Regions from separate parts of the Homo sapiens genome. Here region 1 is linked to region 2. The links are chromatin contacts, found by Hi-C or POLR2A ChIA-PET in ENCODE. All regions are on one chromosome and are shown on one strand. Each heading gives the region's core, a stretch centred on a gene start or an enhancer-like site at or near the end of the contact. The rest is flanking DNA. Distances are from core to core; before and after follow the strand shown.

What was found. A loop is a pair of places that touch in the nucleus more often than their neighbours do. ChIA-PET counts read pairs that join two places held with the same protein, here RNA polymerase II (POLR2A). Pooled maps may share reads with other maps.
Region 1: a loop to region 2 is called in a map of endothelial cell of umbilical vein, with 3 times the contacts of the local background. The contact joins two enhancer-like sites. A Hi-C loop is called at or near these places in 3 of 168 maps with a recorded cell type or tissue (IMR-90, endothelial cell of umbilical vein and heart right ventricle), 1 of 37 single-sample maps with no recorded cell type and 3 of 50 pooled maps. POLR2A ChIA-PET finds 5 or more read pairs at or near these places in 3 of 52 experiments (BJ, Caco-2 and H1).

The regions. Positions count from the first base shown.
Region 1 is chr1:94,140,704-94,144,688 of GRCh38, reverse strand. No RefSeq gene overlaps it. Among named protein-coding and RNA genes, the nearest start is that of ABCA4, 22 kb to the right of the region's middle. Within about 2 kb of position 1,878, at least 3 of the 41 ENCODE cell types and tissues checked have a DNase peak (open chromatin) inside an H3K27ac peak, as active enhancers do; they include endothelial cell of umbilical vein, where a contact is called at or near this core.
Region 2 is chr1:94,092,188-94,096,134 of GRCh38, reverse strand. All of the region lies in intron 6 of ABCA4 (ATP binding cassette subfamily A member 4), which reads left to right. Among named protein-coding and RNA genes, the nearest start is that of ABCA4, 27 kb to the left of the region's middle. RefSeq lists an enhancer at 2,313-2,865. Within about 2 kb of position 1,559, at least 25 of the 41 ENCODE cell types and tissues checked have a DNase peak (open chromatin) inside an H3K27ac peak, as active enhancers do; they include endothelial cell of umbilical vein, where a contact is called at or near this core.

The DNA.
Region 1 (3,985 bases), core at 629-3,128, 48 kb before region 2:
AAGTAAAGCATTGCTTTTTATACTGGAAACTTTTGCTGAGCCTTTAATTTAGTATTACGAAAAATGAATAGCAGAATCTGTTATTTCTCCTGCCAACCAGATACAATAGAATCTGCCCAGAAATGTCTCCTTGCTTTCCCTAACCTCTGTCAATTTTATTTATTCTTCTGTCTATACATTTGTTTCTATGTCATATTTGATGTTATCTATCACTGATGTGTTTTCTTTAAAATGTGTTCTTACTACATGTCCTATTGTGGATGGATTTACATCAGTATATCTCCCATAGACTGAAACTTCTCAGAAGGGGAAGGCTCTTTGTAGGATTTAACACAGTGGTTTTTAATTTTGGTTCTGCATTAAGGTCACCTGGAGAGATTTTTATAAATTCAGTTGCCTGGATGCTGCTCCTGAAGGTTCTAGTTCAGTGGGTGTGTGGTAAGGCCTATACTTTAGTATTCTCAAAAAGCTTCACAGGTAGTTGTGACACACAGCTAAAAGCTGAGAGGCGCTCTTTTAATACCATGCTTAATTCTATCCATAAGTACCCAGCATAATTGCCTGGCACATAGACAACCCTCAAAAACTGTTTACATAATTGGTAAACTGGTTTGAGATGAAGCTTTATGAGATGTCTTCCTTCACTGGAGCAGCCTTGACAGAGTCATTGCATCAGGTAAGTCCAAAGAGACTGAGTAAATAAAATGCTGGCAAAGCCACAGCTGCACTTGCTTGAGTTGTGTCATTTGAGCCCACCAAATTATTGACTTAACCCAGACAGGCCCAGTCTATTTTGTAATTTAAAAATATATGTGTATATATTTTGTAAGGAGATTCTGGTTACTAACAATCTAAGATTGCAGAAAGAATATGCCTTTGTTGTCATAAAACATTCTTTATATTTATGAAGTCTTTTTCCTTGAGTTAAAAATGGATAAATAACTGTGCAGTCAAATGACAACATCACATAAAAGATTTCAGAGCTGTTACATAATTCAATAAGTGAAAATTCCCCAACATTTGCATGTTTGGTTTTGGTGTGTTATGCTTGGTGATGTAATAGAAGCCAGTGTTATATTTTCTTCGTGTAAACCAGTCCCACTTTCCCTCCAGCAGTGATTGGTTTGTAGTGATCCTGAAGCTGTGAGAATTAACTGGACTTGGACAAGAGAGCCTGAAGGCAAACCCTGGCACTTACTCCAGTGGAAAACTGGCCTGTCTTTCTGATCTCCTCTGGAGTGCTTCTCAAATGCTAGGTGCGTGCATCAGAGCCACCTGGAAACCTTGCTAAACATTCAGATTCCTGGGCCTCACTCCCAGATGTTCCCATTGAGTAGTTCAGCCATGGAGCCTGGGAGTCTGTATGTTTAATGGCCACTCCAGGTTGATGCAGGAGATGTGACACCAGCAGAAAGATTGCTCTGGGGTGCACTTTGTTTTTTCTTACTTCCAGTAGCTGAAGGAAACTGATGCAAGGGCTTAACAACCTAGGCCATAATGGGAGTTTACTTGCACTAGGCGTGTCTTAGACTATTTTATTTAAAAGAGTTTTTTTAACAAATGTACTTGAACCCTAAAGAATCTTATATGCCCCTTGGAGACATTTATTGCTGGCTGAAATTCAGTCTTGGAGCCAATGTTTTCAAATCCAATTAATTAAACTGTTTTACCAAAGCTGTTGGGAATGTTTTCACAAATCTTACCCTTTAATCTGAATGAAAATAGAATACAGACTTCACTAAAACAACTTCAAGTATAATTTGCAATCTAATCAAGAGAGATTAATATTAAGTAATCTGACAACATCCTCTACAGTGGGGAGCAGCTGGTAAGCAATGTTGTGAAAGTGCTCAACTACAGGCAATCCAGGCTGTGAGCCTCTGTGGGACAAGAGGAGGGAGGCGGAAGGCAGATAGCCACTTCCAGTGCCCCTGCACCTGTGAGTTTCCCTGCTCCAAGGAAAGGAACCAGTGAGGAGGACCCGAAGCTAGTGGCTTCCCCTTCTGTCTGCCTTTAACTTTTCTAGTCTTTCCCCTCTTCACTCCTTCCTCTCCATTTTTTCTTTTCCTTACTTCTTCTCAGAAGTGTGAGTGAAGTCTGAGCCCCAGGTCCCCGTGAAGCTGGTTCTTTCACCTTTTACAAAGATGGCTGGTGATGCATTTCACCTGCAGGCTCCAGTCCAAAAGGCCCATCTTCAGGGTTGAAAGAGCCTAGCAGTTTGCAAAACCAACCCGATCTTATCCTTTCTTTGGATGCTCACAGTGGTAATTAAAGTCTTTTGTGATAATTTCTGAAACAAGGAGAAAATAGGAAATTAGTGCTCTTGGAACTGAATTGGAATCCCAGACTAGCTGCCAATATGTGGATGAATCACCAAAAGGTCTGGGAGCTATTTGCCTTCTATCAGCACAGAGGGAGGTTAGAATGGAAATCAGCGAAAAACAAATGACTCAGTTTTCCTTTTTAACAAATGCTGAATTACAGCTGCCTGTTTCCCTGTTTTAAATAAAAGGGATAAAACCACAACTGCCCAGTGGCAGTCTAGAATGAAGAACTAACAACTGCTTCCTGCATTGGTATCCATGGAAAATGGGATGCCTCCCTACTCATACATGCACTGGTCAACTTTTTGCAGAAGCTGATGACATTGTGTACCAGGAAGGGGAGATATAAGTCAAAGGAAGATTCAACCATTTATTTCCTGCTTTGTCAAAGACTCATGTGATGGGAAAGAATGAAAAAGCCTGTGTTTCCACCCCAACTTTTCTATTGGCATGCTACATGATTTTGGCAGGTCATCCAGCCTTTTTGAGGGTGTTTCCTAATCTTTGAAATGAGAATAATACCTGCATGACAGGGCAATTGTGAAGGACAAGCGAACTAGTATACCTGAGTTAATGCCTTCACATTTTAAGTCCATAAAAATGTAAAGTTATCTTTGCTGCTGTGAAGGTATTTGGAGGGGTGGCAACAGTTAATTACAGAAATGAGGCAAGTGAGAGGAGAGGAAACTTTTCTTGCATTTATAGAGGAGATAATAAGTATTTGAGTGGACATACCGGTTATCACAGATTTTTTTTTTTCTTTTTTGAGATGGAGTCTTGCTCTGTTGCTCAGGCTGGAGTACAGTGGTGCAATCTCGGCTCACTGCAACCTCCGCCTCCCGGGTTCAAGTGATTCTCCTGCGTCTGTCTCCCGAGTAGCTGGGATTACAGGTGCCTGCCACCATGCCTGGCTAATTTTTGTATTTTTTAGTAGAGACAGGGTTTCACCATATTGGTCAGGCTAGTCTCGAACTCCTGACCTCGTGATCCGCCCACCTTGGCCTCCCAAAGTGCTGGGATTATAGGCGTGAGCCACCGTGCCCAGCATCACAGATATATTTTTATATGTAAGAAGATGGACCTCCATCTTAAAAGTTCAATCATGTCATCAATGATTTCAAGACATGAAGTAGTAAATTCATCAACAGTCAACATTTCTTATCAAAGTAATAATACCACCATTTAACACTTCCTTTAGACTGAGCACCGTGATAAGTGCTTCCTTTCATATAATCTCATTTAATCACAGCCCTCTGATGTAGGGGTTCTCAACAACCACTATTAACAATTCTATGCAACAGATATTATTATTCTCACTTTACGTATAATAAAACTGATAAAAATGGAATTTTTAAAAGCTTTCCCCATTTTGTATACCTCATAAGCAGTAGAATAGGGTTCAAAACATAGGTGTAGCGCCTGGTGGAGTGGTTCACATCTGTAATCCAAGCACTTTGGGGGGCCAAAGCAGGAGGATCGCTTAAGTTCAGAGGCCAGCCTGGGCAACATAGTGAGACTTAGGCGCAGTGGCATGTGCCTGTAGTCTTGGCTGAGATGGGAGGATCACATGAGCCCAGGAGGTCAGGGGTACTGTGAGCCATGATTGTACCACTGCACTCCAGCCTGGGTGACAGAGTAAGATCTTGTCTCTAAAATAAATA
Region 2 (3,947 bases), core at 310-2,809:
TTACCACCTCAGTCTCTATAGACCACGCATAATAATAGTACCCCACACACCTCTGAGGGTCCAAAGAACTTTCATTTGATCACCCATGAGACCACCGTGGTGTGGAGATGCTTTCTCTCTCCTGTTCTCTTAACAAAGCTGGTGAGCGACAGAGCCTGCAGTGGACCGGGAGATGGCCCAGAGGAGAAAGCTCTGCCGTAGTCGGCCTCAGTTAACCACGGAGCACCACCCCTACCTGCTCTCCTCTCACTCCTGCTTCCGTCTCGGTGGAGAAAGATCCAACCGAAGCAGGACACATCTAGTCTTCTGGTGCCTTTAAAATGTACTTTTCCATTTGACAAATGGATTACACTAAAAACAAAAATTTACAAAAAAAAAAAAAAAACCTGAAAGAAATTGCAGGCATTAAAATGGGACTTTGCCTTTATTGCTCCTGGGCCCATCCTATTTGGGTTTTTAGAAAAACAAGCCTGAGGCAGGCCCAGAAAGGCTCAGGGCAGACCCTCCGATCCTCTGAAAGGAGCATCAGGCAGGCAGGGGTTGCTCCGGGGCCAGGGAAGGGGCCCCGCTGGGACGCGGCTGTTATTGCAGCTGGTTGGCGCGCAGCCATGCTTAGCTGCAGTGCGGGAATGCTGGGCCTTCTGTTCTGGGCTGTTTCTCATACGCACGTAGGCCAGTGTATAAATAAGGTTTTATTAAATGCCAAATGAGTTCTCATTAACAAAGAAAGAGGGAAAATCTCAGTAAACCACCGTGACGGCATCTACCCACTTTGAGTCAGGAGCTGGGGGTGTGAGTGCAACCTCCGAGACAAGGGAACCTGTGGAGCCCAGAGAATCGGAGGGGGGCGCTGGGGTTAGCACCGACTGAGACCAGCTGTGTTTTCTCTCGGTTCCTTGGAGATCAGAAGTGAGTGTTGTCATCTTCAAACAATCCAAAGGCAGTACCCATGGCCTTACTACATCCCTCCCACACCATCCCACCCATCCCCGCGCGTACACTCACACGCTCATTTGCACACTATCGCACACGCTCACTTGCGTGCGCACACACAGATTGGTGACCTAGGTGGACTGGGAGAGAAATAAGAGCCAAATGACTGGATTTTCTCCAAGGAAATTTATTAATAGCCCCTCTTGGTTTCACCTGAAGGAGCTTGTCTTCACCTGCGGCCTTTGCAGGCTTAACGCCCCCAGCTTGAAACCCAGAAGCTCAGACTTGGGCCCAAGGTATTATTAGTGCCAACACTACCTGAAATGTTTCGCACCTCATAAAAATGGTGTGTCAGTTTCGGGTGAGAGGTTGGGACGCTTCCCATCTGATTTGGCCCAAGGCATGCATGCCCCTCCTTCTCCTTCCCCTCCTCCTCCCCCTCTTCCCCCTACCATCCTTCCTGTTTTCTCTCCAACTCTGGTGCACAGCTTTGAAATCTTGCTGAGAAGCAAATCTGTCCCTTCTGCTTTGAATGTTTATTTGTGGAAGTTCGGCAGGGGAACCGAGGCGGGTGCCAAGACCTGCCATGCTGCTGGGAAGTCTGAGTCTCCCTCCCTTCCCCCTCCTAAATGCTTGTTGATAGAGAAAAGTCAGCCTCCTCGGCATTTGGGCTCACGGTTTTCCTTTGAAAATGCTTCCAGTGTGGCATGATTCAGCTTTCTTTTCTGTCCCCCAACCACTGCTCTGTTGTCATTTTTACTTTTCTGATTGCATTTTATCCGTGTCTCTTTGACTACGGGGTGGCTGGACGTTGAGTTCCAGGAAGAAAAGGGCCCAATCTTGGGGTTCTGACTACATGCGCCCATCAATGTCCTGTTTCATTCTTGGCTCTGGCTCCCTGAATTCCTGAGTCACTGGGGAGAAGCGTGGGTGGACCGCCCCCTACCCAGTGAGAGTTGCCACAGTTGCTGCTCTCCTGGGTCATTGGTTGCAGATTGTTAAACTTCACCTATGCATTTCAACTTTCGGGTGGATATTGCTACGTCAAGTGTCTGGGAAAGCCCCCACAGCTACAGGATTTTACAGTGAGGTCCCACTAATGACTTGATGTCATGACTTCCTCATTCTTTCCAATTTCTCCCACTTCTCCATAAGGGTTTTGGGAAGGGGAGAAGAGAAAGGAGTGATTCCTGAGTGCCAGTACCAGGGAACAGCAGGGCTGTTGGGAGGAAACAAAACTAAATCAGGAAGGTTTTTGTTGTTGTTTTTGGGGGGTTTTATGAAAATATTCAAGCCACAGCAAATATATTTGATTTATAGCATTAGTATTTTTTCTGCCTGCATCTACAAAAATCTTTACCTATTACCATCAAAATATCCTCTGGGTGAATGGATTTCAACAAAGAAGAAATAAAAATGAAATAGAAGAGAGGCCCCTTCGTGCACATTGAGCCTACTGGCTGGATTGTCACTTGCCTGCCTTGATGTCTTTTCAGCTCCAGGCAGGCAGTAGGCCAGGGCTTATTTTCATGACAGATCAGATGTTCTTTTATGGATTTACAAAGAAAGAAATACTGAGAAGTCAAAACTGAAGTCACTTAAGACAAGAGCAGGCCCCTGGGAAGGCTGCCATTGAGGATAATGAGTCCTGGGGTCCTGGCCTTTGTTCAGTAAATACGCACTAGGCGCCTACAATGTGTGCACCAATGTGTGAGGCGTCAGGTTCTCTCCAGGGTCAGTTGGTTTTAAGAAAGGTTTTGGCTTCTGATATGTTTTATCTCTACAGAACAGTAGCTCTTAACCTTTCTTATGGGTTAGGATTACCTTCGAGAATCTGACTACAGCTCTAGACCTGTTCCCTAAAGAAAACTAAGTTCACAGGGACACACAGGATGGGGCTCATGGAGCAGCTGAAGCCAGACCCCAGGTTAATAGCCTTTACATTAAAATGTTTTTCTACCTACCACTAATATGCATTCTTTAGTAAGCGGTCTCAATATACACCGATTCTTCCTTAACTCTGTTTATGAAGTATTCAGCATCCTCCCTGCCCCCTTCAGCATCCTCCCTGCCCCTGAGCACAGGATCCAATGGCGTGAGGACCACAGGCCTGGGCAGCTGCTGGGGCATACAGGCATCTCTTAGTGGCTGAGAGACTGGGCCCTGGCTCTATGTTGGCTCCTAACTTGCTGCCATTTAAAGGAAATCTTAGCCTCCCATCCGTAAAATCGAGAAAATAAGACTTGTCCTACACAGCTCATGAAATAGTAATGAAATTCACATTAGAGAAGAGATGGAAAAACACTTTGAACAAAAAGCATTTTGCTCTTATAAAAGCACAGCCTCTTTTGAGAGGCCCTTTGCTCCCCATTTCTCCTTCTTCAGACCCCCCCAGACTAGGAGAAGGTCTGTCTCATGGAGTGACCTTTTGGCTGCCTCTAGATTCCAAGCTCAGTTTTGCTTTCATTAACCACAGATACTGGGACGGACAGAAAAAGACCTAGTTTCTGTTGAGCCAAAGAGTCTCATAACTTGTCTGTTCACATACCCAAGAGCCCACCCTCTAGTTGAGACACTCAGTTCCCTCTCATTCTGGGAGACTGCATGTCTCTGTGACCTCCTGGTAGAGACCGTTTGACATGTCCCCCAACCCCCCAGTGATTGAGTCTGAATTCTCCACTGATGACGCATTTCCTAGCACTCAGGGTGTCCCCTCCTGGTTGCCCCCTCACCACTGAAGCCCGCTTCCTCCCTTTTCATTTGATGCTTAACAACTGTCAGTTTGCAAGAAACATGCTTCAAATCCACATTCTCCCAGTTGCCTAGCAACAACTTCCCTCCCGGATAAATGTGGGTTTCCTGTAGCTCAGCCCAGGACTGAACACAGCAGCACACACTTCTGTCCACTGCTTCAACTGCTTTTCACCTCTGGTCTGCATGCCTTCAAGACTGCAGCTCATCCCTCCCTTCAGAACCTTCCATAGCCTGCAGAGGCCATGTCTGCCCCAAAAAGA